Regions from separate parts of the Homo sapiens genome. Here region 2 is linked to region 1. A link is a loop called in an ENCODE intact Hi-C map of the cell type or tissue named here. Cell type or tissue: GM12878. All regions are shown on one strand. Each heading gives the region's core, and the rest is flanking DNA. Links, peaks and the distances in the headings are about the cores only.

Evidence for each region. A loop is a pair of places that touch in the nucleus more often than their neighbours do. Peaks named below come from ENCODE experiments on the same cell type or tissue, not always from the same donor. Only the 100,000 strongest peaks of a DNase experiment are listed, where the experiment ranks them.
Region 2: it touches region 1 in a loop (2.5-fold over the local background); 5 of 110 quality-filtered maps call a loop at or near these places.

The regions. Positions count from the first base shown.
Region 1 is chr18:41,942,474-41,959,083 of GRCh38, forward strand. It overlaps PIK3C3 (phosphatidylinositol 3-kinase catalytic subunit type 3), which reads left to right and starts at 12,761. Exons shown (of 25, transcript NM_002647.4): 1 at 12,761-12,886; 2 at 15,097-15,285. The coding sequence starts at 12,819. RefSeq lists an enhancer at 12,539-12,718. In GM12878, for the core only: no CTCF peak of the experiment used is centred there; a DNase peak (open chromatin) is centred at 12,648; H3K4me3 peaks cover 3,012 bases; H3K27ac peaks cover 2,501 bases.
Region 2 is chr18:42,024,890-42,032,889 of GRCh38, forward strand. PIK3C3 (phosphatidylinositol 3-kinase catalytic subunit type 3) reads left to right here. Exons shown (of 25, transcript NM_002647.4): 14 at 2,554-2,659; 15 at 4,436-4,552. Among named protein-coding and RNA genes, the nearest start is that of PIK3C3, 74 kb to the left of the region's middle. In GM12878, for the core only: CTCF peaks have their summits at 3,541 (motif pointing right) and 5,896; a DNase peak (open chromatin) is centred at 1,272; H3K4me3 peaks cover 288 bases; H3K27ac peaks cover 2,094 bases.

The DNA.
Region 1 (16,610 bases), core at 8,611-16,610:
AAAGGAAGGAAGGAAAAAAGGAAAGAAGGAAAAAGAGAAAGAAAGAAAAGGGGGAATCCACAGCTTCTGTGCATTGCATGGAAAAATACTTCCAATACAGTAATACTAAAGTTGGCTGGGATTGTAAATACTAAAATGCATTCAACATGTATTTGTACCATACTAAATAACTATGCATCAAGAACCATTAAAGACAAAAATAGCATGCTGTATAATTTTGCCTTCAAAATATTTCTTTCTTCATATAGTTTTAAATTATTTTAGTTTAACTTATAAATAGTTAAATCCACTAAGACATCTTTTATTTTTATCAGAGGGTTATAGTGCAGACAGAAGTCAATCCCTTTGCAGAGGGCCCAAATGATAATATGTTTAATCAATAGATGTAAAAACTCCAGAATGAAACTATGAGTAGAAAAGAGGAAAAGGGAAAGCAAATAGACTATGCTGAAACTGAAACAAAGGTTGAAGAGGAAATAATTTCACTGAACCCACAAATTGTCAACTACATCCTAGACTTCTCTTCAGCTCTGTTTGGAGAAACTTGGAATATGGGACCCAAACAACTAAGAAAATTGATCTTTTCCAAAAACTTTTTATTTATTCATTTTTTAGCTACATTTTGTTGTCAACTGGATTTTTTTAAGTGCGCCTGGAACTGTTACCTATTTATTTGTTTATTTATTTATTCATTCATTCTTGAGATGGGGTCTTACTATATTGCCCAGACTGCTCTTGAACTCCTGTTCTCCAAGGATTCCCTTGCCTTGTAGCTGAGATTACAGGCACACACCACTTTGTGGGGCCAGAAAACTGATTTTATTTAGGCTACTGCAATAGGGAGAACACCTCAGGTCTGAAGACCAGAGTTTCTTGGCAGAATGGTTTCACCTTAGACTTATATAGGGAGGAATAAACAAGTTATAGATGGGGAGATTTTACAGTTGGAATCATTTTATAATCAGGAAGAGTCTCAGTCAGCATAGAGGGAAAATATTTATCTCTGTGTCTCGCTGATTTGGGAAAGACAAACAGTTTAATCATTTATGAAACAAATAATGGGAATGTGAAGGGTCTGTGGCTGGTCTTGTGATCGTTAAAAAGAGGTTCATTAGCAAGTTTTATGTAAGTCATGGGGGAAGGGTTGTTCATGGTGGCCATTTTCCCAGATCACAAAGAGTGAGAGTCTTCTTAACCATCCCTATTTTCCAGGAATACATGGCTCAGATAAAGTTCAGAATTGTCATTCTTAGCTTGGTTGTTAACTAGAACTAAACTGTCTTGCCTCTTGAGAGTTCACCTGCTATGCAACCTGACTTATTTATGCAGTTGTTCATATATTGATATATCACTCATTGAAGACTTCATGTTGCTACAAAAGATAATTCTTACAAAAAGATAAAATGACAACTTTCACACAGATATAAAAATGCATACATGTTAACAATTTCATTCTACTCATTAATCAATAAGGGAACTGGAACCAGTTAGATGTCATAAAAGTCAAAAAGAGAATTCAAAGACTATTCTTGATATCTTTAGTTCAGGAATATTAAAATGATATACAAATTAAGGCAAAACTGGTTTTTCCAAAGGTAGTGGAAAAACGTCAATTGGAATTGTCTATAGGAATTATTTTGTGTTGTTATTAGTTGTCTACAATTTTACAAAGTGACAAAATAGCTCAAAGACTACGAAAGACTAGAATCATATAAGCCAAAAGAGTCACTAGGTAATGTGTAGTTCCCCGCTGAAGCATATTTTTATTTACGTTACCTTTAGGGCTATAACCTAACACAGGTCTGGTTACTGGCTGCTTGCAGAGTCCAATTAACAAGTGTGAGGTCTGGTAGAAAGAAGGTGACTTTAATTCCAGAGCTAGCCAAGGAGAAGTAGTACAGCCTCCTGCTTTGAGGGTACCACTTCAGCTTCTGGGGCAGAAAGCAGGGGCTTTTAAAGGGGGGCTTGGTGTGAATGGCATGTAGGGGAGGGATGAGGAGGTGCAAGGTCTACATGACTTGCTTAGGATGCCTTACCTATGGAGTGGTCTGTCTTGCTGTATCATGGGCAGAGCTAGGTTGTAAACTGAGACAATCTCCTGGTGTGAGAGAGTTCTAGGGGCACCTGGTTTGTCTCAAGACTTGGTCTTTGGAACTTCTAAATAAACACGTACACAAGCTTGACATGGAGGGAGTGTTGGGTGAAGAGAAGGTAAAGCTTATAATTGCCTTCCTAAAGAGGTAAGTAGGAGGTGGGTAAAAAGGAATAAAGTAAAAAAATAATAATTCTGAAAAAGCAAAAGAAAAATAAATAAATAAATCAATAAACAATTCTTTTTTCCCTTTTAAAATGGGGTTTTCAGTTACAAGCTGAAGTCCAAAATTTTTAGAGTTATTTCCTAACCACTAGCTTCTCTTAACTTTCCACCCTCTTTTGTGGGTTTCCTCCCTCTTTGAATTATGTCCCCTTCCAAATTTTTATGGTGAAGTCCTAATCACAGTTACCTCATAATGTGACCTTATTTGGAAATAGGATCATTGCAGATGTAATTAGTTAGGATAAGGTCATACTGAAGTTGGGTGGATGCCTAATCCAATATGGCTGGTTTCCTTATAAAGAGGGAAAATTTGGACCCAAGGACACACAGGGAGAACACCATGTGCAGATGAAGGCAGAGATCGGGATGATGCATTTATAAACTTGGGAACACATAAGATTGCCAGCAAACCACGAGAGGCAAAGGGAGGGACATGAAACAGATTCCTCTTCATAGTCTCCAGAAGGAATTGACCCTGATAATAGCTTGATCTTAGACTTCCAGCCTCCAGAGTAATGTGGCAATACATGTCTATTGCTATGGTACTCAGTTTATGGTACTTTGTTATGGCAGTCCTAGCTAACTAATACATTCCCTTTTCACTGTGTTGTGTTTCTTTTGAGTCATCCTCTGTTGGTGTATCCAGGCTATTCCTTCTGCCTTGAATGCTTTTCTTTCTTCCTCCCCATTTATGTTTCTCCCCAGTCATCTAGTTAACTTCTACTCATCTTCAGATCACTGCTTCATCCTTTCTTTATTTGTAAAGCCTTCCTTGTTGCACCTGCCCCCAACAAATGTAAAGTACCATTCTGATGTGCTCCCACGGAATATTATATCACCTTCTACACTTATCATAACTAATTATAGATGGCTTTGGTTATTTGTGGTAGTTATGTTCTGAAAAGCAGTTGTGAATACTAAATTAGTGAATACTGAACCATTGCTCCTAGGAGAAATACACAATCAAATTCCTGCAAGCCTCTGGTCACAACATTTTCATTAAACAATGAATATGTGACCTTATTTCATGTATGTTTCTGTTTACATGCACCTTACTTAATATATATTGTTGACTTATTAACATCAATCTCATGGCCAACAGTAATATAACTCATGCCTGAATGAAGGTTATCAAACACAAGTATTTTCTTTGTAAGGCACATCACAGCCTTCTTACCCTTAGGAATGCCAGACAGCATTTCAGTAGTACATTTGAAGGTTATTTTAAACAGTGAAATCACCAACACAAAGTACAAAAATGCAAAGAAAAAAAGTGGCACTACATTGACTGCTGAAAGTACACTTAAAGTGAAAGGACTTAGAGTATGAGGGCTGAAACAAGAAGGTAGAGCATCGCCCTGTTTGACCTCAGCTAAGAATATGCATGTCGGACTACTCAAACTTTTTGCTGCTCTGCACATATTTGTGAATGACCCTGAAAGCACTCTGAGTATTGGTTTTTGGATTACAGATAAACTTTAGCTAGTAGGCAAATTCAGGAATACAGAAACCATGAATAATGAGGATACACTATACTTATTTAGCTTTCTGTCTTCCCTATGAAGCTGTAATTCAGAAATAGCAGAGGCTATTTTTACATGTGTCTATTAAATATTTTCTTTCCAGTTCTATGGCTGGCCCTTGGCAGATTTGAACAAATAAATAGTTGTTGAAAGAGTTAATGAATGCAGGTACAATAATAAATGTGCATGTTATTATGCTGTGGAAAATACAAAGACAAATTAATTTTGTCTCCAGGCTACTTATACAAGATAACAAATGCACATACATATCCATGCCAATAAATGTAGGATTTTTAAAGATATCTAGTAGTTTTGAAAATTTGTGACTGAAGATCCAGGAGAGCTGAATGGAATGAGAATGATTCTTGACATAAGTGGCACTAAGAGGAAAAGAAATATTTTTTTTTAGGGAGACTATAGAACATAAGCAACAGATATGTGGTGAAATACGAGTTGCACAGCTAACTGCAGTGGACTAGAACACAAGCAGAGAGCCAAGGCTGAGAAGTGGTAGAAAACAATACCCCAAAAGGGGGCTAAAGAAAGAATGTGGAAGATGAAGAGGTCCCAGCAAGGAGACTTAATTTCTACTCCATCACGTGTGATTAGCCATTGAAGGGTTTTGAACAGGGGAGGGGTCAAACTCATTGGGCTATGTAGTAGAATGTAGGCATTATGGAAAGAATGGAATGAACTCTTATCTGAGCTTATTAGAAATCCTATCAGAAAACTGCTTCTTTTATGTTTTTTTCTTTGCCACATGGAGTTGTTGAAAAGAACTCTGTTTCTTTTAAAGAAGTCTTAAGACCCGCCATATCTTAGAGGTAGCCTTCAAGAAACTCAAAGAGATTTGGAAAAGGAATGGAGAAAGAAACAGCAGAGAACAGCCAAAGCAGGTCACAGCTTCCTAGGATGCCCTAATCATTAATTTAACTTGGTGTCTGTTAGCATCACAGAGGTCCATCTCCTCTATGAAGTCTTCTGGAAAACTGTAGTCAAGTTTCAACTCTATTGTTATCAGCATGACCCCGACAATTTACTTTAGTCTCTACAGGTTTCAATTTCTGTGTCTCTAAATGAAAAGGAATGTGAAATAGGGATTAGCACTACTCAAGGCAGTTTTAGGCTCACTCATTAGAAACAAACTCTCAGGTGTCCTGAATAAGTTCACACCTACTGAATCAGAATCTTCATTTTAGTCAGATTCCCTAGTGAATCATAAGCACACTGGTCTAGAGAGCTCTTCGTTTCTTTCTAAGAATAAATATAGTCGATTCTCAGTATTCACAGATTCCATAATTGTTAATTCAACTGCTCACTAAAATCTATTTGTAACGCCAAAATCAATACTTGTGGCCATTTGTGGACATGTGCACAGAGGCAGAGGGAAAAATTTAAGTCTGATGTGCATGTTCCCAGCTGAGGCCAAACAAGGTGAGATTCTGCCTTCTTGTTTCGGCTCTCATACTATATATAAGTGTATTTCGGGAGGTTTACTCAGTGCCATATATTTGCATTTCTTTTTTTCTTTTTTTTTTTTTTAAGATAGAGTTTCACTCTGTCGCCCAGGCTGGAGTGCAGTGGCGCGATCTCGGCTCACTGCAAGCTCCGCCTCCTGGGTTCACGCCATTCTTCTGCCTCAGCCTCCCACGTAGCTGGGACTACAGGCGCCTGCCACCACGCCTGGCTAATTTTTTGTATTTTTAGTAGAGACGGGGTTTCACCGTGTTAGCCGGGATGGTCTGGATCTCCTGACCTCGTGATCCGCCCTCCTCCGCCTCCCAAAGTGCTGGGATTACAGGTGTGAGCCACTGTGCCCAGCCATATATATTTGCATTTCTATGCTTTTCGTGGGTGATTTCGTTTAAAACATCCTGTAAACGTGGTGATAGAAGGGCCCTCTGGTGTTTCTAAGTGCAAGAAAGCTGTGATGTGTCTTATGGAGAAAAACTGTGGTACATAGGCTTCATTCAGGTGTGAGTTATAGTGCTGTTGTGCATGAGTTCAATGTTAATAAATCAACAATATATATTAAATAAAATCCCTTTACATGAAAACACAGAAAACACGTTTACGTATTTATTATTTAATGAAAATGTTATTACCAGACACTGGCAGGAATGTAATCCTATATGCCCCTAGCAGCAGTTCAGTATTTGCTAATTCAGTGTTTACTGTGACTTTATAGAACATACCTACCACAAGGAATAAGAATCAACTATACCACCATAGGTGAATATAGAGACACAATCTGAATATAGATAAGAGAGAGGATATTATTCAGAAATGATATCCTCAAACAAACACTGAGAGACACATAAAAAGTAATAATTTCAAAACAACTAAAACTTTGCTCCAATTCTACGTATTATGAGTTCCTGGAAAGCCTCCATTTCCTCTTAATTGCTGTGAAGAGCACTGGTATAGAACACTTTTCTTTCGTCTTTAGACAGAAAGAGAGACAGAGTTCCACTCCTTCACCTTGGTTTGAGTGGCTTCTCTGAGAAGATGGAAGCCCCAGTGTTTTATTTGTTACGTACATTCTCTTCATTTGAGTCTTTCTCTGTTCTCTTCCCATATCTGACCTCCAGCCCAACAAGCACTTCTTTCTTCTTGAGAGGAGTGTTAACTTTCAGAATTCTTGAACTAATCCACAGGTCAAATCCAAGCAGATTCTTCAGAGAACAATTCTTCTTTTTGTCCCTTTTCCTTTTTCTTTTTTTTTTTCATTCCAGGGTTTAGTCTTTTAGTGTTTACATAAGCATTTTGTTCTTTTTTATTATTATTAAAGGTAAATTCCTAAGATACAGTAAAGATCTTTCCTGCTTCTTCGGGCCTCTGTCACTGTTTCCCTGGGCACTTATGGAATCTGCACAGGTGGTAAAGTAACTTAGAATGATGCCAGGGATTGGAGAATTACTTATGCCACTAATTGCTGCCTATAGACTCACAAGTCTGAGTGTTGGTCAGTAACCTTTCAATGATTGCATTTTCATGCACAAGTACAACTGCACACAGATCCAGGCAATAAGAAGTACCATACAAATAGTAGCAGCACCTCTGTCCTGTGAAGCTTGTAAAAGCGTAAGAGTCAACACAGACCAGAACTACAGATCAAACATAATGCAGGCTGAAGATACACTCATTGCAATGGGTTTCCTGATAACTGTTGAGTTCTTAGAAATGTTTATAAAGTCATTGTCATCCCATAATATTTACAGGAAAAATTAAATAAAATTATTTATAACCTATGATCTGATAGGATAGGTTGCATGAGGACATAGAAAACATACACAGAGGGATAACAGAAGCACTACACACAGAAGGGGAAGCTATTTTCTCCCTAGTGAGATTGAAGAGGCCAATGTCTAGTATACTGCTGCTGTAGTTGGCGGCATATTTTAAGCACTTAGTAAATATTTGTTGAATAAATAAATGACCTGCAAGATGCTGAGTGAACCCAAATATACTCTCTGCATGGGGCTAATCTGCAATGAGTCAAGATGCTTGCCTAAGAATATCATCTATAAAGAGGCAGAGGGACCAATGGCAGTGCTTGATGACACCAAGGAATCTAAAAAAATACTGGAAGTAATCATTCATTTTCTATTATAAAAAGTTCAGGATTAGTCTGAAACATTCCCTCATAGTTTGATAAAAATGTCATGCCTTCTGAAGTCATATATAACTGTTTTGCCACTATGATTAGCTATTATTCATATACAAATCATCCAACCCACCTGACAATTACTTTCTGTAAAATAGGGTAATAACATTTACTTCACGAATTTGTTGAAATAATAACATAATACATGGAAAATCACCTAACATGAAAGATAGTTGTTTTTCAAGTACTATTTTATTTCCTACTTTCCTTATTTTCAACATGTGTTCTACACCAGGAACTAAAGTAGACAATACGGTAAGTGGTGTATTAGTCTGCTCAGGCTGCTATAACAAATTACCATAGTAAGGGGGCGGGGGCTTAAACTACAAACATTTATTTCTCACATTTCTAGCAGCTAGCTGTCTGAGATCAGGGTGCCAGCATGGTTGGGTTCAGGTGAAGGCCTTCTTCGGGGTTGCAGACTGCTGACTTCTCATTGTATCCTCACAAGGCAAGAATGCAAGAGAGCTCTCTGGCCAGCTTTCATAAGGATACTAAACCAGTTCATGATGGCTCCACCCTCAAGATCTAATTACCTCCTAAAGGCCCTGTCTCCAAATATCTTAGTATCAGGGATTTAATTTTAACATGTAAATTTTGGAGAGCACAAACATTCAATCCATAAAAAGTAGTAAATAAAATTGACACAAACCATTTCCTCACAGAGCTCACAGTCTAGTGGGTCAGACAGCAATCAACCAAACTATTATGACAGACACTCTTGGAAGTGCTGTGAAAGAAGAATACGAGGAGGAATAGATTTTTGAATGACTTGGTTTAACTAGTGTTGTGGGAGGAAGGTGGCATCAGAAGAGGCTTCCTTGAAGGAGTAATCTTAGGCTTGCAATGCATAAGTCTAATAGAAGTTCCTTTGGTAGGAGTCAGGAAGAAAAATGGAGACTTTCCCAGAGGCTAGCACAGTTTTTAAAAGGTCTAAACTTGATAGGGCCTAGAGTTCTTGACTACACTAAGTCTAGAGAGCTTGAACAGTACCACATGAGCCAGAACATGAAAAACCTTTTAACACCGTGTTAGGAATTATATGCTTCCAGCTGTATGTAACAGAAAGATTTTTAAAAAATGAAAGTGGCTTAATTTGTAAACATAATTATTGCTTACACAATAAGAAACCCAGATTATTAGTCTGTTTCCACACTGCTATAAAGAAATGCCCAAGACTAGGGAGCTTTGTTATTATGTAACAGAGATATTACAAAGGAACACATATGCAAGTATAATTTTATTATTTTTCAGAATAACTTATGCTTTTATTCTTTCCCTTTTGCAGCTATATAAATTACCTTTTTGAATGGAACCCCCGACCCAGGCCTTGGGGGTTCCTGCATTAGGATCATTCATGGATATTCATTAAGCCCATTTTTTTTCACATTGTCAGCTGAGAAATGGCCAAGACTTTTGAATTATTAGTTAGGATTTTTCAAGTGCCTTAGCACTGTTGTCTGTTCTAGCATGTGATTGAGTTCTAAAACACAGTTATTAGAAAACTCACAAAGGCATTTTTTAATTAGAAAAAAAGGAATTATGAGATAGATTTAATCTCACAGCATCATACTTGTTTATTCTTGATGGGAGCTCAGTAACAGACTGTTGCTTTGTAAAGTTATCAGTGCATTTAAAAAAATTTCCAAGCAAAGGGAATAAATTGGGTTATAGAAACTGGCAAAAATAAACCTGATTATCATTATGTCAGTCCTGGGCAATTGAAGAAATGGAGGTCAGGCATGGTGGCTCACGTCTGTAATACTAAACTTTTGGGAGGTTGAGGAGGGAGGATTGCTTGAGCCCAGGAGTTCGAGATCAGCCTGGGCAACACAGTAAGCCCCTATCTCTACAAAAAAAATTTAAAAAGTAGCCAGGCATGGTGGTGCGTGCCTGTAATCCCAGCTGTTCAGGAGGCTAAGGTGGGAGGATTGCTGGAGCCCAGGAGGTTGAGGCTGCAGTAAGCTGTGATTGCACCACTGCACTCCAGCCTGGGCAACAGAGCAAAACTTCGATTCAGGAAAAAGGAAAGGAAGGGAAGGGAGGGGAAGGGAAGGGAAGGGAAGGGAAGGGGGAAGGAAGGAAGGAAGGGAAGGAAAGAAAGGAAGGAAGGAAGAAATGGGGCACAATCAACACATTTCTAAGCCATCATTAAAACTGGTTACTAGAATAATTAAAATAGAAATTGAAACAAGGTGGCAAAAGAAGCACAAAGCCAAAACTGCAACTCCAAGGGAAAATTAAATATGGGATCATATAATAATCATTGGAAGAGCCTACCACACCAAGAAAACACCTATTTCTGTAAGTTATTTTTCTGCAGACAGGCCACCGTGGACTCTTGCAATGCAAATTGTATCCCATAATTATGAGCGTATGTTATATTCATGATTCATGAAAATCACATGGGAAGGAAAAAATCATTCCTCTCCTTTCAAAATAAGATGCTTAAGGCTTCCTTTTCTCTTATAGAGATGGCCTTGTTAATTGAATTCTGATACTCAAGTCTACCAACCAACACTTCCCTGACTTACAGTACAAAAGGCACTGAGAGTTTTGGTTTCTATAATAATTCTTTCCATGCTTCCATGACTTACCAAAATCTTGCTCCTTATTGGCACATTAGTTTTCCTTGATGTATTAACATATTTAATACAACTACAGTCAAGTTTTCTGAGATCCCTCTATAATACATTTTTAATGTTATTTTTTTCTCTTGATAATCTTTAAAAAGTTAAATCTATTTTGGGTTCTGTGAATGAATATCTTATAACTAAGTACTGACATTTGATTTTCATGCTTTTATCTGTGTTGTGTTTGCAACTGTTTTGGAAACAATCAGTATTACTTTAATTGTTATGAGCTAATGAGAAAAGGACAAAGTCAGGCTTAAAACAAAAAGATGTGTTGTAGGCAAGATAAAGCCAGAATACATCATGGTGGTTACACTCATGAAGAGTTCATAGTTATTTGAATAGAGAAAAAGAGTCTAGAAAAATGAATTGCCCTGTGGAATATAGCAGTATAGACGTGCTGAATTTCAAAGAATCAGTCCTGTAAGAGTAGCCAACACTATATTCCATAATCATTTTGCAAACAACAGTTTCCGTAAAAAATCCCACTATTATATTAAGATTGTTAATTTGAAGTTTTTATATTTAATTTGTAAATTTGTTTGGTTGTATATGTATATAATATTATCTTAGGTTTATACATTAAATACCATTACATAATGAAAGTAATTTATTCACCACTGGGATCAGATAATTTACTCCTTTACACATTGTCAATATTTTATTCAAGATTGAGGTTTCACATCAAACCTCACACTCATTGCTGGAGTTATGCCTTAAACAGAGTACTTGTGACAACAGTGTTACTGTTGAATGGCTGTGATAATTAGAAAGTTCAATTTGTATTGTTTGTTGAAATTACATTTCCTGTAAGTTCCAACCATTGGTGGCAGTTATTCTTAGGAACAAATCAAAGGTGCTCTTTTTGTTTAAACTTTAAGTTATAGGAGGATAACTATCATGTTTTTCTTTATTCTACCCAAATCCTTTTCTTGCCTCCATAAATATTTTTGAGAACTTATTTTGTGTAAAACATTCTGCATTAGCCATTTTTTTTCCTTTTCCAGGTTAAACAGCTCCACACCTTTCACCCTTTCTTGGAAATATTTTTTTTCTAATCCCTCAACATTCTAATTACGCCATTTTGCACATACTTTAGTGATGTCCGTCTTAAAATGCAGCACTTAGAAATAAAGACATAGGCTGGGCGAGGTGGCTCACGCCTGTAATCCCAGCACTTTGGGAGGCCGAGGAGGGCGGATCACGAGGTCAGGAAATCGAGACCATCCTGGCTAACACGGTGAAACCCTGACTCTACTAAAAAATACAAAAAATTAGCCGCGCGTGACGGCGGGCACCTGAAGTCCCAGCTACTTGGGGGGCTGAGGCAGGAGAATGGCATGAACCTGGGAGGTGAAGCTTGCAGTGAGCCGAGATCGCGCCACTGCACTCCAGCCTGGGCAACAGAGAGACGGGCACTCCAGCCTGGGCAACAGAGCGACTCTGTCTCAAAAAAAAAAAAAAAAAAAAAAAAAGAAATGACATAGCAGTTTGGGAGGCCAGGGCAGGCAGATCACTGGAGGTTAGGAGTTTGAGACCCGACTGGCCAACATGGTGAAACCCCATCTCTATTAAAAATACAAAAATTAGCCTGACTGGGTGGCGGGTGCCTGTAATCCCAGCTACTTGGGAGGCTGATGCAGGAGAATCGCTTGAACCCAGGAGATGGAGGTTGCAGTGAGCCGAGATGGTGCCAGCCTGGGCGACAATAGCAAAACTCCATCTCAAAAAAAAAAAAAAAAAAGAAATAAAGGCATAGAAAATGGAGACTTTCATTCAATATCATCATTAATAACCAGTAAGTAGGAAGTATTAAACTCAGCAATGCATTAGACAGCTAGCGGGGCAAGACACGGAAGTAAATGGCACACTGGTCTTACCTTCCAAGAGTTTTCAATCTAATTGGAAGGGAGTATTACAATTTTAGATTATAATAATTATAAAAACAAACATTATAGGAGCTCAGAGGGTTTAGAGATCTGTGTTCTGTAGTTATTACAGGAGGCCTCTAGATTCTAACTTGGGTTAGGGCTTGAAACTACATTGAATTTGAATATTCCCAGTTTAAACATGCACGCAAGTATTATGTCCAAAGTAGCATGAATACTGACAACACCAAACATGAAACCCAGATTTATTTATTCTCTATTTAGTCCTTTCCCTACTCTTTAGAGCAGAAAGAGAAAATCCTTGCTTGAGATAGCAAATTAGTGCTACACTTTTTGGGAAGGCCACTGGAATTTAAACCTGGCAAAATTCCAATTTTTGTGCTTGTAACCTGTTTAGCCGGCAGCCAGTGAAAGCTGTTATAATTCTTTTTGAATTGAATTTTCTTTCGTATTGTTTTAGGTACAGCTCAAGCTCAAATGATAGCGTCTCTTTTTCTTTAAAAAAAAAAAAAAGTGCTGTCAAGACAGGAAAACTGGAATGTAACCAGATTAGCCGTTTCCCGTATACATTTGCCCTTAAGCAAGATGGTGGGCGCCTTGTGCACATGCGCGGAAGGGTTGTTTCGGCGGGGAGTTCCGCCGCGTCGGAACTCGCTCCGGGCGTGGATTGGCGGCTTGCTGGCGGGGGCGGAACCGGAAGTTCCGTGTTGTGGGGCTCAGCTGGTTCATTTATGTTGTTTTTCCTGTACCTAAGTTCCCGCTGTAGGTGGTACCTTTGCAGACGGTGCGATGGGGGAAGCAGAGAAGTTTCACTACATCTATAGTTGTGACCTGGATATCAACGTCCAGCTTAAGATGTAAGAGAACACTCGGGACAGGGAGTGGGATTGCTGGGGCGTAGGGACGTGGGGGCAGGGGCCTGTTGGGAGTGAGAGGCAGAAAGTACGTGACTCGTCTCAAGGCCCAGATTGGGGGCGGCTGTGAGGGCTGTAGCCAGGGAGGCGCGAGAGAGTGGATCGTGGAGAGGGGCTCTTTTGGAAAAGGATTTAATACGTGGTCTCCGTGAGAAGCACAGCAGTAGGAATAGCCCTTAAGTTCCGCTGTATTTTACAGTCTTTAAAGTTTTTGCTGTTCAGCCTTTTGAGAGTTTATTACTATTTCATTGTAAATTAAGAAATCAAGTCTCGTCGTAAGTAAGAGGACGATCTTTATTTTGGAACGGGGCTTGTAGGGTGGAATGAAGGCTTCAGAAATTATGGAGAGGTAGACACAGGCAGATGCGATAGTTGAGAATAAGATGAGCACATGGTGTATTAGCACGGGAGGTGATAGAGGCCTAGAGTGAATCTTTGGGTAGTATGGCAGTGTTTAGTCAGGGAAGTTGGGAGTAAGTCGAAGATGAGGGTTCCAGTTTCAAAGGTACCAAGAAGATAGGAGAAAAGAGTCTTTGCAGGAAAACGTTGGGGCACCACGGCTGAAGTAAAGGTCAAGGGCGTGATATCTTGAGATGAGGATAATAGAACTGGTATAATGACGAGGGATGCACAAGACAGAGTTGGAAATTATGTCCCTTTTAAGGTGGTCATGTAGGAGTGTTGTCAAAGCTATCACAAATTATTGACCATAGCATCATCCATAATTAATAAACATTTCTTGTGTATGTTCAATTAATATTCAACAAATATGTGTCGGTCAAAGGCCTGCAGTAAGTGATAGATAAATTTTCTCAGTTGTCTGATGTACCTTTGAATGATCATTTCATTTTATTTTCAGAAGTCCCTTATTCGCTGACAAATACTTTACTTTTTAGTTTGTGGTGGTGGTGGTAAAAGTAATATGTCAACAACCACCTTGTACCTTTGTATGATACTTTATACACTCATTTAAGGTATTTTCCATAGCATACACCACTAGTAGTTTATACAGGATCAATATTGATAAAGGGCTTTCCTTCAGCTTGATGCTCAGTATTTCTTGGATATATGAATGCATTTTTTGAAATGTTTGAACATTAAAAATAAAGAAAAAGCCAAAAAAACCGGTCCCTTTTTTTTTTTTTTTTTTTTTTGGAGACAGGGTCTCACTCTGTCTCCTTTCCCTTTGGGATGACGTTCTGCTTCTTTTGCTTCAACTCTCATGCATTGTTCAGGATCATTTCAGACATCTATCTGGGGTACTAAGTCCCTTCCCCATGCCAGCCTAAGTACTCTTGAGACTCTGATTTATCTTACTGTAATGGGAAGAATATTGGCTTTGGCCTCCCTGCCCTAGTGTTTATTCTCAGCTCTGTTACTTACGTTGTGACTGTGGATAAGGAGTTTAGTTTATAAGTCTCTGTTTCCTCATTTATAAAATGAGAATATGGTGAAAATTATGTAAGAAAGAAAATATAAAATGCCTGGCACAGTATCTGATGTAATCTTGATGTCTAAAAAATGTTCCTCCCTCTGTGATAGTATCCTGTGCATATCTATTTATGACTTATACCACTGTTTTAAAGAAATGATCAGACAATGCATATGCATAGTAAAAGAAAAAAATGGAAAGAGTAGAATAAAAACATGCAGTTAAAAGTAAATTTTTTTCCCCAGAAGCAATGACTTAATATTTTATTGTAATACTGTATTGCTTATCTTTTCTTTCTTCTGGGCTTCTTTGTCCACTATGGTAAATGTTTCCTGAAAGAATAGATGAATATGTGGTCAACTTGAAATGAAGAAAATGAAACCAAGGCCTAGAAAGCTGGTGACTTCCAGAGGGTAGATCAAGGGTCAATGGCAGCGTTTAAAATTCAGAAGTATAAAATAGAGAAATGTGTTGATGAAGATGGGACTGATATTAGGTATGTTAGGATTTTAAGAAACCCTTATCATATATAAAAATGACATTAATTTCATATACAGGAAAATGTTGTTTAGGTAGCATACCTTAACACAAAGGTAAACTTTTTAGTACTTATGCATATATGTACATGCTTAAAGCATATATGTACATGCTTAGTACTTATGTATATATGTACATGCTTAAAAAATTCATGTCTGAAACATTGTTGGTCTTGTGCTTTCAGAGGAAGCTTGGAAGGGAAGAGAGAACAAAAGAGTTATAAAGCTGTCCTGGAAGACCCAATGTTGAAGTTCTCAGGACTATATCAAGAGACATGCTCTGATCTTTATGTTACTTGTCAAGTTTTTGCAGAAGGGAAGCCTTTGGCCTTGCCAGTGAGAACATCCTACAAAGCATTTAGTACAAGATGGAAGTAAGTTTTTTTGTGGCATATGGTATGTTACAGACTGTTCTTACCTTTCTTTATGGATGCTGCAAGTATAATTTAGTAGGATTATAGAGGAATTTCTTAATACCTATAGGCATTGATCAAATCATTTGAAGTAGAAACATACTCAGATAAAGTATTATGCATGTCAGTATTATAACTGCAATTGAAATAGAAATGGATTTATGTTTGTAGTTAGCATATTGACATTTTGATAAGCACTTGACTGATTTACATGACCAAAAACAAAAACACGTCTGTGGCATTTTAAAATTCTTTACCATCCTGTGCTCTTGAATGCATAAATACTTCTGGATAGTCTGAAATATTGTCCAACCTGATGTTTGGAGCTCAGATTTTTAGAGATAGATCTATTGCCATCGGTTCAGATAAAATTTTTATTATTATTTTACATATGAAACTAATTTATTTAGATTCATAGTTTATTCAGCATGGCACATTAGCAAGACCTTGTCAAGATGCAGGGTAAATATAATGAACATGAAGTTCCTGTTTTTTTCAGAAGAGTATTGTGGATCCTTAATCTGACTTCTTGACACTTCTTATTTGATAGACTATGTAGTGCAGTTCTGATGTTTGATCAGCGAGTGTTATTCAGCACTCTGGTAGGCTCAGTGTAGGATACACAGGCTGTATGCTTTTAAGGAAGGAGTGTTCATGGAAGACAGGATGTGACCACATGGACAGCCAGACTGTGCCATAGAGGGTTCAACCCTGTGTGTCCCAGGTGTCACCCAGTGTAGCTGGAAAGGGTTTTCAAACAGCAGAAGCCTGAACTCTGGTGATCTGGCCATATCGAAACCAAGTATTTTAATGGTGTAATTTCTTCAGTAGTCTTTGTGGAGAGATATCTGTCTGTCTGTCTGTCTATCTAGCCTATCTATCTGTATATATATATGTGTGTATATAGATATAGATATATATGTATATAGATATGTGTGTATGTGTATGTAGATATACACACACACATAAAAAATATATATATATACTTAATACTTTTTATTCTGGAAAATTTTAAACCTACAAAAATAGAATAATACAGTGAACGCCTAAGTTTCTGTTACATACCTACTGTTAACTCATGGCCAATCTTGTATTCTCACCATTTTGTAACAAACCTCAAACGTTATAACACCTTAACTGTAAGTATTTCTGTATATCTGTTTTTAAAGCATAACTACAGTATCATCATCATCACACCTAAAACAATGGAGCAGAATTCCTTAATTGTATCAGAGATTCTTAAACTGGAATCAGGAAGTCTTCAAACCCCTGAAGGTGTATGCAGA
Region 2 (8,000 bases), core at 1-8,000, 74 kb after region 1:
GCCTCACGAGTTCACGCCATTCTTCTGCCTCAGCCTCCCGAGCAGCTGGGACTACAGGCACCCGCCACTGTGCCCGGCTAATTTTTTTGTATTTTTTTTAGTATAGTAGAGACGGGGTTTCACCGTGTTAGCCAGGATGGTCTCGATCTCCTGACCTCATGATCCGCCCACCTTGGCCTCCCAAAGTGCTGGGATTACAGGCATGAGCCACCACGCCCGGCCAACATATATTTTCAATAACAGGAAATGGCTGCAGCCATAGTGTTTACTTGGTGGTCAGAAAGAGCAAGATACAGCAGTGAGCCCCTACATTGTGGTCAGCTATATGTTCATTTGGAAATAAGTTTGCTGCATAAACACAGGAAAAGCTGAATACCCTAAGATGACGGAGATAATCAAGGACTTTAACAATGAAGGGTAGAAGGGGATGGCTTGGATTTGAATAATACCATATTGACAGTTTCACCATTTAGAACTGCTGTTTTTTGTTTTAATGTTCGGCTTTAGATTCATGGACCACAAATTGAACTGAGTGCCAAGGAAAGTTTGAGGTAGTGCTATGTTCTCTGGTTTGGCTGCAGCCCCACTTCTCTGTCTTTCCTTCTATTTAAGTGATTCAAACATTTGTTTCCTGCCTGCCTTTTGAGAAAATTTGGAGTTTGTGAACCCTGCTACATGAGAATTCCTAGCCCAAATACCTTGGATATTGTTAGTACCTTCGATAGAGGTAGAAAAAATTCAATTTAATGTGATAAGTTTGGTTTTACATGTGTTCAGTTAGAAATGACAAACAGTGTCTTGAAAAGGGGATCTGGTCCTTGAAAATTAGAGTGCATGAATGTGAAAGCAGGTCATGTAATGGAATTCAAGATTAGACCTTAGATGTAAAAAATGAATATGTATTTATATTTGAAAATTATCAATAATGAGATAGTAGCTAAATCCACAAGAGTGGAATTATTCATTCAACAGTAATGTATTAATAATATGTTGAGCATCTATTATGAGCTAGACATGGACGTGCTGAAGATATAGTGGAGAACAAGACAGGTAAGCCCTCAGCTCTCATGAAGTTGACCATCTGAATGGCTGAATACAGAGTATACTCTCCCAGAAATAGTGGAAAGCATAATAATAAGCATCCGTGACTTGAGATTTGGGAAACATTGTCAGTTAAGAAGGTCGAAAAGTTTCACATGTGTTTTAAAGATAAAACAGTGTGAAAGTCAACTTAGTAAAATCAAAAAAGTCTGACCTGGGAGCCCAAAGTCCTGGGTTTCAATCTCAGTTTTACAATCAGTCATACCACCATAGACAAGACACAGCCCCTCTAAGTTTCACTATTGATGAAGCAAGCAAGTTGATTGAGATTGATGGTTTTCAAACTACACATCATCATGATCCACTGAAAGTAATTTAAAGTTTCACAGTCTAGCATTTGTATTTAAAGAAAAATGAAATAAACAGAATAGCAAATATTAACATATTGCTCACAGGATGTTGCTTTGTGAAACTTTTCCGTTTTATACATCTGTGTGCATATGTGGCTGTGTGTATCAAGCTGTGATACTTTTTTTTTTCTCTTTGAGAGATATCATCTCCCTTTGTTGCCCAAGCTGGAGTGCAATGGTATGATCATAGCTTACTGCAGCTTCACCTGGGCTCAAGCTATCTTCCCACCTCAGCCTCCTTAGTAGCTGGGACTATAGTCGGCGACACCACACTTGGCTTATATTTAATTTTTTTTTAAATGTAGAGGCTGGTCTCAAACTCCTGACCTCAAGTGATCCTCCTTCCTAGGCCTCCCAAAACACTGGGATTATAGGTGTGAGCCACCATGCCCAACCTGTTATTTGCTTTGGTTTGTTCCCAGTGGAACATTTAGAAACACTGGATTAGAAGACCTATAAAGTCTTATTCAGATCATTGCTTATATGATTTTTGTAATTGTATAAGCAGATGAGGGTTAAGAAGACATTTAAAATGTCTTTTACTCTTTAAAACCATAGTTTTTTAATTGGAAAGTTAAAGATTATGTATGGATCTTTGAAAAACGGGAAACTGGATGGGAAAGGAAAAATTACTTAAAATTTTATTCATCTTTTGAAAATATAAGTGACAAGAATAGCTTCAGAGAGGTTTTCAGAATAAGAGAGTCTTATGTAATACCAAAGTATTACACAGATTATGAAAATAATAGTTTTTGTTCTCGAGTTACTCAGTAAATATGTGAGCTTAGATGATTTCTGAGGATGTTAATACTCTACCTCATAAATAGGAGAAAATGCTTGTTTTGGTGGCAAAAGTTTTAGAAAATTTGGGATATTACACAAATTAAGGCATTACCACTCTTAGTTTACCTTTTATTGATGGTTGTATGTGTTCCTCTTTAAGTTTTCACTTTTAAAAGTGATGATAAAATGTGTTTTATTACTCCAATTTTATTATTTTTGCATATGTAAATTAATCTGTTTTAGTGAAATGATATGAGTATTTACAAACTGAATCTAAGTTTCATTTCACATCACATGAATGGCTCAAACTATTTTTAAGGTATGTGATAGTGGAATGTGAAGATCAAGATACTCAGCAGAGAGATCCAAAGACCCATGAGATGTACTTGAACGTAATGAGAAGATTCAGCCAAGCATTGTTGAAGGTAACCCTTAAATGTGAGGGTTGGCAAACTGCAGCACATGGGCCAAATTCAGCCTGTTGCCTGTTTAGGAACATCCCATGAGCTAAAAATGGTTTTATATATTTATTTTTATTTTTATTTTTTTGAGATGGAGGCTTGCTCTGTTACCCAGGCCGGAGTACAGTGGTGCCATCTCAGCTCACTGCAGCCTCTGCCTCCTGGGTTCAAGAGATTCTCCTGCCTCAGCCTCCCGAATAGCTGAGATTAAAGGCGCCCGCTACCATGCCCAGCTAATTTTTGTATTTTTAGTAGAGACGGGGTTTTGCCATGTTGGGCCAGGCTATTCTGGAACTCCTGACCTCAGGTGATGCACCTGCCTCGGCCTCCCAAAGTGCTGGCATTACAGGCGTGAGCCACTATACCTGGCCTGGTTTAGCGGTTGAAAAGAAATCAAAAGAAGAAGAAGAATTTGTGATACATGAAAATTATGTGAATTCAAATTTTAGTGTTCATAAATTTATTGGAATAGAATCATACTCATTTGTTTTTATATTGTCTATGGATACTTTTGTACTCAATAGGAGTTTAATAGTTGGAATGAAAACTGCATGGCCAAGAAGACCTAAAATATTTACTCTTTGACCCTTTACAGAAGTTTTCTTGATCCCTAATTTAATGAAATAAACCTGTGCATGGAATTAAAAAAAAGCTTTGCTTTTTTATTTTCCTTTCTATTGTGTATCTTTCTTATCAAGGCTATGTACATTTCCAGAAATCTGGCAATGGTCATATTGCAGATTCTTTTTATATAATGTATTTTTGCCTTTTCAACAGCTTTTAAAAGAGATTTATTTTTCCTGTGTTCGATTCTTAAAGCAGTGTCACAGTTTAGCCAGCAGAGGGTGCAAGGGCAGCGAAAAGAAAGCTACCACACATTAATCTGTGGCTTGCCGCAGAAATAGTCTATTTCATGGCATCTTTCATCTGTTTGATGTTTCATGCTTTTAAAAATTTAAATCACATCTTATTAAACACTTTGAGACTAAGCTTTTGTATTCGTTCCCAAAGCTTCTCAACATCAAACTGATTGGCAAATAAGCCTTTGGTCCTCTCCTCTAATCTCGTTTCTGTTACAGCCTTTGTCACCCTTGAAGACATTTCAGTTTCTTTAAGTTTAAATTGCCTCATCTTTGAAATGAGGTTGATAACATTTACCCAGCTTCCCTTACCAGGGTAATTGGGAAGATTAAATTAGAAATGTATTTTATAATATTTTATGAACTAGGAATCACTACATAGGACCGTATAGCATTTAGTTTTTATGACTTATATTTTAAGCACATATTGTGGTGCTATTTGAAGTTTTCTTTTTTTAAAAGTTGATTTTTAGTTCCTTGAAGATCTATATCTTTGTTTCTGCCATATACATGTATATATGTCTAGCACATTTCTGCATCATAAGCCATCGGATATTTATTGAATCAAATAATGAGTGAATGTATTTTAGGATGAATGAATTCTATCTTGTCACATGGTTTATGTGGGAAAAAAATGCGGTTGTAGATAGACCAGTATTTGCTGAAGACTCAGATAATTTTCGATTGTGGATGGATTAGTGGTGTTTAACTAAGATAAGAGGTTTCTTGTTATTTTTGAATCAAGATAATCTTTTTCAGTTTTGCTTTCTATTTAAGTTTATAACTGTGAGAAATATGAATAAGGATTATCCATGCTGTTAAAGAAATCCAGATCATTACGCAACATAGAACTAATTTTTTCTCACTTTGAACCCTTCAGGGTGATAAGTCTGTCAGAGTTATGCGTTCTTTGCTGGCTGCACAACAGACATTTGTAGATCGGTTGGTGCATCTAATGAAGGCAGTACAACGCGAAAGTGGAAATCGTAAGAAAAAGGTAAGCCTATGGTGTATGCTTTTGTTCCTAATAGCATCTTGGCATCAGAAAATACTGAATTTTCACTATTGTCTTTTTGGGTTGATACGTGAATTTTTTTTTTTTTTTTTTTTTTTTTTTTGACAATGTCTCACTCTGTCGCCCAGGTTGGAGTGCAGTGGCACGATCTCGGCTCACTGCAACCCCCACTTCCTGGGTTCAATCAATTCTCATGCCCCAGCCTCCCGAGTAGCTAGGATTACAGGTGCCCGCCACCATGCCCAGCTAATTTTTCTATTTTTAGTAGAGATGAGGTTTCACCATGTTGGTCAGGCTGGTCTCAAACTCCTGACCGTAGGTGATCCACCCGCCTCAACCTCCCAAAGTGCTGGGATTACAGGTGTGAGCCACTGCGCCCGGCCTATTGTGTGAACTTCTTACCATGAAATTATAGTAATAGGAATGTTTTATGAGTTTATATATATATTGATATGATATTTAATCTTCATAACAACCCTATAAGTTAGGACCTAATATTATCCCAATTGTGAGGAGAAGAAAGTAAAGAGAGGTCAAGTAATTTGTTTAATGTCATACAGCTAGTAAATATTGGAGTGGGGATTTGTACTCAGACATTCTTAGTCCATATTGTTATCCACAGTGCTTTACCACCTCTCATTTTAGAATCTTAGCAAATTAGAATATACAATATATTTGATATGGAAAGAATCTCTAGAGATCATTTAGACTAGAATTCTTCTGAGAAAACAAAAGTCCAGATTGACTTGCCCAAGGTTTCACAACTGGTTGTTAGTAAGTAGCTTTGTAACTGTTCTCTCCTGGCTAGTTCATCAGTCTGTCTCTCAACTATGAGGTTTCCACTTGATGGGTAGAAGTGAATGAGTAGATGAGTTCTTCACGTGACATTTTTTCTGATCAGTAGCCTAAATGATATGAAAGATTCGCTTGGTATCTTTTCCTAATTCCATTAGATAATTGGCAGGCCTTTCTTGGTGACCTTTGTAAAACAACACATTTTAGTGTTCCTTTGACTTTTAAAGGACAGCAGAAAGAGGAGGAAAATATGAAGATTTGAGTCAGTGGTTCAAAAGCAAAGAATCAGGTCTAAAGAGAAATGCTAGCAGAGCCATGCAGAAGAAGTAATGAGTAACGTTCAGCAGGTTAGAGAGGGGAAAACAGGCTGAGAGGAAACACGGTTCTGTTGAGTTGACATTTTCTTTGTTGTTGAGAAGAATCACAAACCTTGGTCAAATAAATATATTTCTACTACTGTTCCCCCTGTAGCACCTCTCCCCAGAGGTGGCTGTGTGGGAAACAGTGTGATTCCCAGATGCCCACCAGCAGAGGGAGTGTCTGCTGCTCTGACCTGCAGTTTGGGGCTTATATTTGAAAGCAGTTTGTTTTAGTGCCAGGAGCTCTTCAATTTAGCAGGCACAGGAACCTTGGCAACACCTCAGTTTTAGCTCTTCTGGAGGCTGACCACCTATTTGAGACATCACTCAGAGTCTCCCCAAATAAATTTTGTGTTTCTCACATAGCCTATATTTTAAGCCAGACCATCCCAAGTATAGTTTCAGTATTGGCTAAAAATCTTTATAGGCATTTTATCATGATATGGTAAAAGACAAACAATTTTATTTACATATATTTACTAGAAACAAGCCCTGGCACCATGAAGAAATGCAGAGATAGCGCTCTACTACCATTATTGGCATTAATACTAGTAATATTGAAATGGCCACTAATCATATAAAATCATATGTAGCACTTTTTCATCCCTCATAATTTATTTGCGAGAGCTATATCACAGTGGGTATAACAGTGTTAGATCTGTGGCAGAGTAATCCCTGAGTTAAGTGTCAAATGAGTAAAGAAGATGATAATGTTGTCTTCTTTCCTTCGTTGATCTCTAGTTTAGGAAAAATTATGTTAGAAGAGGTCAGTCTACATATTTGAATTCTAATAAAATGCCTTTTTCATCTACTTTTTTTTTGAGACATAGTCTTGCTCCGTCGTCCAGGCTGCAGTACCATGGTACTGTGGCATGATCTCAGCTCACTGCAGCTTCTGCCTCCCGTCTTCAAGCAATTAACCTGCCTCAGCCTCCCAGGCAGCTGGGACTGCAGGCGTGCACCACCACGCCTGGCTAATTTTTAGTAAAGATGGGGGGGTTTCACTCTGTTGGCCAGGCTGATCTCAAACTGACCTCAAGTGATCTGCCAGCCTCGGCCTTCCAAAGTGCTGGGATTACAGGCATGAGCCACTGTGCCTGGCCATCTTTTCCATCTATATTTAAAATAAATTAACACTTTCACTGTTAATATTATAAGCAGTCTCTTTTCACTTTATGATTTTTTAGGGGATATTACTCATTTATGTGTTCTACAAATACGAAATATGTATTGCATGCCTACTCTGTGCAGAGTGCTTTTCTAGGTTCTTGGGATACAGCAGTGAATATAAAAATCTCTTCCTCTATGGGGATCATATTCTCGTTGAAGAGAGTAAATGCAATAAATAAATAAAATGTATATAGTGTGCTAGATAGTGTTATATGTTATGGAGAAAAATAAAACAGGAAGGGGGATTAGGCAGTACTTGTGTCCAGTAGTAAGGCAGTGTTTCACTTCTTAATAGAGTGGCCAGGTAAGGCCTCACTGAGAAATTGACATTTGAACAAAGGCCTGAAGCATGTAAGAGAGCAAGCCGGTCTTCTGGAGAAGATTGTTCCAGCCAGAGGAATAGCAGTGCACAGCCCCGGAGGTGGGAGCATGTGTGGCAGTTGTGAGAAATAGGAAGAAGCCCAGTGTATTTGGAGCAGAGGGAATGGGTACAGTAATAGGAGATGAAGTTAGAGATAATTGGGAAATGGATGGAATTTATCCTTGTAAATCATTATAGTCAATATTATTTTGACTGAAACACTGAGTAAGAGTAGAAGCTATTGGAGATTTTGAATAGCAGGGTAACATGAACTGACTTTGATTTTAGCAGCTGCACTCTGGTTACTTTTGATAAGAAACTGTAGGAGGGTGAAAAGTTTGAAGAAGAGAAGCAATCAGGAGGCTATTGCAGTAATCAAGATGAGAAATCATGGTGGCTGGGTTCTTAGGGCTTATAGTGGTAGAGGTGGTAAGAAGTGGCTAGATTTCTCTCCCCATTCTTATTTTACTTTCTGGTTATTTTATTTATTTATTTATTTATTTATTTATTTATTTATTTATTTTAATTAGCGCATCAACTAGTAATTTGTTAAGGTAGGATAACTTTACTCTCAAATTAGTTGACATTACTTCACATTAGTAGATCTGACCATCCATTTAGTTAAGGAGTAGATTTAGTGATTTTTGTAACACTTATGTAGAAATTCATACCAGTTGATTTTCAGTTGATTTTAACTTGAACTTTTCATCATTCAGGAGGAGATGGGATTATTACTGAAGGAAAA